2 separate regions of the Homo sapiens genome follow, and region 2 is linked to region 1. The links are chromatin loops, found by intact Hi-C in ENCODE. Cell type or tissue: endothelial cell of umbilical vein. All regions are shown on one strand.

Region 1 (2,500 bases):
CATGTTGGCGAGGCTGGTCTTGAACTCCTAACCTCAAAAGATCCACCCACCTCAGCCTCCCAAAGTGCTGAGATTACAGGCATGAGCCACTACGCCCGACCTGAAAAAAAACTTTTTAAAGTGAATTACATAATTTTTTACATAAAATAATGTCATTATTAAGGGCAATGTACTATTTATACATATAGTGTGTATGTGTGTCTTGCATAGTGATATAAAAGATATTTGTTTTTCTTAGTGTGCTATTATGTATATTTATTTACTTTCATTGGTATATAATGTACCTATTTTGGGAGTTCATGTGATACTTTGATATCTGTATACAATGTGTGATGATCAAATCAGGATAATTGGGATAGCCATCACCTCAAACATTTATCTTTGTGTTGGGAATTTGAAACATTTCTTACCAGGAGTCATGGTCAAAACCTGAAAAATGAATCCTTGTTAGAGGCTTTTACTCTTTCCCCCTGGCTTTCAGGTGTTTTACAAATACTTTTATTTAGGAAGGTAGAAAGGTGGAAAGTAATTTTTTGAAGGGGAAAAGAATGAAGAAAATGGAGATGAGTTATTCACTCAGCACATGGGTATCTGTGGGCTTTGCCTTTTAAAGCCCAGCTTGGTGTCAGTGTGAGCAGCCCAGGCAGTAAGGGGAGACCTGTGTTCCCCATCCCCAGCCTTGAGCAAAAATGCAGTTTTGGCTGTTTATCATCCCCCTTCAGGGTGTCTGAACTATTTGCACCGGTTGAGAAGGCAAAGAAGTTGACCTGATAACTGTTGGTCATCCCATTAGGAAGGATGGATTCCATGGTTACAGAATCAGAGACTGAAGTATGCAGAGGGAGGGGTGGGGAGAGAGAACTGTGCAAGGAGTTTACCCAGGGTATGAAGAGGTAAAGAGGTCAGTATCAGGGAAGGAAGGTGCAAGAAAGGGTCAGGCTGGGAGGCTGGGCCACAGTTCAGTAAGATTACAAAGAAGGGCCTAGAACAATGAGGGCAGGCAGAAGGTGGCTGAAGGTGTAATTTCATGGCAGGTTCCTTTTCTAATCAGCTCCTCTAACCTCCTTCATCCTGTTGCCCCGGCTTTTGTTTTCCACTGTGACTAAGACATAGCCAAACAGGATATGACCGACAGGAAGTTGTTTCAGTGCAAAAATAACTGATGTCTCATTCTGGAATATTATGGAAGGGCTCATTACTTACAGTGTGAGTGATGTAAACCCAGGTTTTCAGAATATTTTGTATAATCTTGGAGCTTATGTTTGTACATTTAGTACTGAACATCTGTATTGTTTTCTTATTAGAGAACACACTGTATTTACCCTAAAACTGGTTCTTTTCCTCCTATTGTCTATTATGGAACCAAACAATTTTTATTGTAAATGTAACAGTGTGTAGCATCAGTCTTATAAATATTTTAGTTTGATACACAAACCGTAGTTCAAGTTAGTTAATTGATTTCTTCCCTAGAAAGTCAAGGAGTAACATAATCAGGTTATAAACTTCATTACTAGTTATTTAATAATTTATTTCTCTGGTTACATTTATATCTTAGGTGACATCAGAACATATATGTCACCTCCTTAAAGATAGTGTGAAGAAAACCCACCTTATGTTTTCTTCCACAGCTTTTCTGTTTGTGAGCTTTTATTTTTGTACTCAAAGAATAGCATCCAACTTTTACTTTGGTTTCCCCATGTGGTTCTGAAAGAGAAGTAGAATTTCTTCTAAATCCGGAATTGCTCACATCCTTTTACCTTTTAACTTTGTTTTAAGCAAATGAACTTATTGTTCCAGGTAAATCTTCCACAGTTGCATGCAGGGGAAAGTATGATGTCTCAGACTTTATAGTCTCATGGAGATGGAGTGAGGATCAAGGGCCATGCTCAGCAGAACTTGTCAGGACCCAGCAGTTTCACGGACACCTTTTCTTAATTTTTAAACCAAGTCTATAATAAGTGCTTTCTTCCCTAGATTCCAATCCAGAAAACAATATCATTGCACTATTATACAAAGGAGCTGGCTAGGCTTGTGTCTGTGGGGTCAGCTGGTGTTGCATTTCTGGGCCTCCTTTGTGAAGAGGATGAACTGATGGTCCTGAGAAGTTAGGTGTCTTGGAAGTAGTGGAAATAAATCATGATAACTCTTTAAATTAAAGATTATATATTTTGGCCTCAAAACATTTTGCAAAGTCCTCCTATTCCAACCCAATCTGTTTAAATGACCCAACATTCAACACATTGTTTCTGATAATTCATCCTCAGAATAAGATGCTGTTGGCCATAATCTTTGTCTCTAGATTGTTTTATCTACTCGCAAATAAATTTAAGACACAGAGTATGCCTAAAGCCTACAGCAGACTTTCTGGAAACTCTTGAATGTTTGGTCCATAACTACTTCTTAAGACAAAGAAGAAAACCTTGTCAGGGTGTGTCATTAGTGCTTGAATGTAGGGTTTACAGGATGGGGTGGGGTGGGGGAATCGCCCTTGGTTTAGATG
Region 2 (2,500 bases), 95 kb before region 1:
TACCCATAACTCACAGCCCAGAAACCAAAACTGCTTAATTTGTGGTATGTGTTTTCTGATATTTTTCTCTGCTTCTGCAAATATTAAAAAAGGGATAATTGTCCATAAAAATTTCTGATGCATTTTTCACTTACTGTATTTTATTATGAGCATTTTCTTATGCCCATAAAGTTCTGCTAAAACATGATTTAACATATGTATAGTATTCCATTGTAATATATGTACGGGAATTTATTTAAATACTTCTCTGTTGTTCAGTATTTAGGTTGTTATAAATCGAGATTACAGAAGACATCTTTACCCAAAAATCTGTGTGGATCTATAGTTATTTTTGTAGGCTAGATTTATAAAAGTGAACTTGCGAAGAATGAATTTTTTAAAGGCCTATTAAGGCATATTGTTTTATTGTGTGATGACTGATCCAAGTTACACTCCTAGCAGCAGGGACTATTAGTGCTTTTTTTATATATGATCCTGGCTAGCATCATTTTTGCCAGTTTGAGAAACAAAAGATAACACCTTTCAAACTCTAAATCCTTCGTTATCTTCATCACGTGTTTCTCTGTTTTGTCATTTGCCTTTTGATTTTGTTTAATTTCTTTATGGTACTTATTTTACTAACTGAGGTTTGAATGTAAATGGTATACATAACCATCTTTTCCTCTGTGGTTTCTTCCATTACCTTTATGCTTAGAAATTCTTGCCTATCTGAGATCAGATATTCACCAGTATTTTCTTTTGGAATTTGTTTGTTTATTTACTATTTGTCTTTTCCCCTCAGGGTTAGCAGACTAAGTCTATGGGGCAAATCTGGCCTGCTGTCTGTTTTTGTAAATAAAGTTTTATTGCCACATAGCCACATTTGTTTTTTTATATTGTCCAGGCCTGCTTTAATGGTGCTAGAGTTGAGTCATTAGGACAGACACTTATTTAAGTCAGCTGATAAAGTCACCTGATAAATATTATCAGCTGACCTAAAATATTTACTAGCTGGCCCTTTGCAAAAAGTTTGCTGTGCCCTGCTTTAGTAGATTTAGAATTTATTTGGATTTATAGTTTAGTTAAGATCCTAATTCAATTTCCTACCCATTTTTCCCAGTCCCATGTTGAATAATCCATTCCTTACTCAGTGGTTTGTGATACTGCCTTTATTATATTTTATGTTCTTTTATATACTAGGCTTTGCAACAATTGGAAGAAAACCCTAAGGCCTTTTCCTTTTTCCCCTACTCCCCATTTTTTTCTTTAGTGTTCTCTGTGCCCTGCAAAAGCAAGGTTCTTATACAGCTGTCAGTTTAATTGCAATTCAGGAAAAATGAAAACAAGAAATTTGGGGAGAGACATAAATTCTATAATTTAAAGATAGAATAAACAGACTGTACTGCGTAAGTTGCTGAATTAAGTGATCTTATGAGACATATTGGTTAAGATTCAGGAGCTAAGGGTTAAGGTTTAAGTGAGCAGTTAATTATATTTGTAGGTTTGTTTCCTCAGTAAATAGCCTGTTCATAAAATAGATCAAGCTTGTCTTTATGTGGACTCTCTGGGGCATTTTGATGAAAGAAAAATTCCAGCGTGGCAGCTGCATCCTCAAGTAACCTTGATTTGAATCTACTCTTTTTTTTTTTTTGGTATATCCGGTCTTTGCTAACAAAAGAAGTCCCAGCAAAATATAAGCAAAGGTGCTAGCAGAGTTTCCAAACAAAGTCTATTCATGTCTGCAGGAAATATATCTGTACATTTATAGATGAAGAGTACATTCTGGTTTTCCTTTTATACATTATACAAATTCTAAGGATAATTAATTTCCCTCCTTAACTAGATTTTATAGTGTATACGAAGGTTTGGATATGAATATGTGTGTGTGAAGTACATGTGACTGTGTGTGTGTGTGTGTGTGTGTGTGTGTGTGTGTGTCTATAGTTTTTTGGTCAATGCAGTACTAGAATATTGAATAAAGGTGTACTTTACTATTTTTCAAATGTCAATGAACAATGAATGACCTCATCCTAGGATACGTTTCAATCAGCATTTGTTTCTCTGCCAAGGAAAAACACATATCCTAGGAGACTCAAAGTAGAAATGACTTGTGAACAGAAGCAGAGGGACCACTTGGAGCCAATTGCCGATGATAGGTGTTTTCTCTGCTTCTTGAGTAGGTTCTGCCTTTGCAGAGTCTGTGGAGTGAGACTGTTTATGGGATTCTCAGATGCAGTCCTGTATGCTAAATAGTTTTATGGATGTTTGGTATTTCCTGTATATTTTCTAGGCTTAAGAAACAGGTAACAACATTATCAAAGACTCAGTCTTGTAACTTATTATTTCCTTGTGCTTTCTTTATTGTTGAAGAACAACTGGAAGAGAATCCTGAGGTCTTTTCCTTGTTCTCCCCCAACCTCCCATATTTTCTTCAGTTCTCAGACATCCATTGGATGTTTGCCAATTACAGGGTGGTATGATATGAAAGAGTCATAATCTCTGCTCTCAGAGGGCCCATAAG

The links. Hi-C counts contacts between places; a loop is a spot of excess contacts. Peaks named below come from ENCODE experiments on the same cell type or tissue, not always from the same donor. Only the 100,000 strongest peaks of a DNase experiment are listed, where the experiment ranks them.
Region 2: it touches region 1 in a loop (7-fold over the local background); 5 of 110 quality-filtered maps call a loop at or near these places.

What each region holds. Positions count from the first base shown.
Region 1 is chr13:98,909,214-98,911,713 of GRCh38, reverse strand. All of the region lies in intron 9 of DOCK9 (dedicator of cytokinesis 9), which reads left to right. Among named protein-coding and RNA genes, the nearest start is that of DOCK9, 68 kb to the left of the region's middle. In endothelial cell of umbilical vein, no CTCF peak of the experiment used is centred here; DNase peaks (open chromatin) are centred at 1,043 and 2,473; H3K27ac peaks cover 2,500 bases.
Region 2 is chr13:99,004,202-99,006,701 of GRCh38, reverse strand. It overlaps a transcript of DOCK9 not described here. Among named protein-coding and RNA genes, the nearest start is that of DOCK9, 27 kb to the right of the region's middle. In endothelial cell of umbilical vein, no CTCF peak of the experiment used is centred here; DNase peaks (open chromatin) are centred at 1,561 and 1,971; H3K27ac peaks cover 1,530 bases.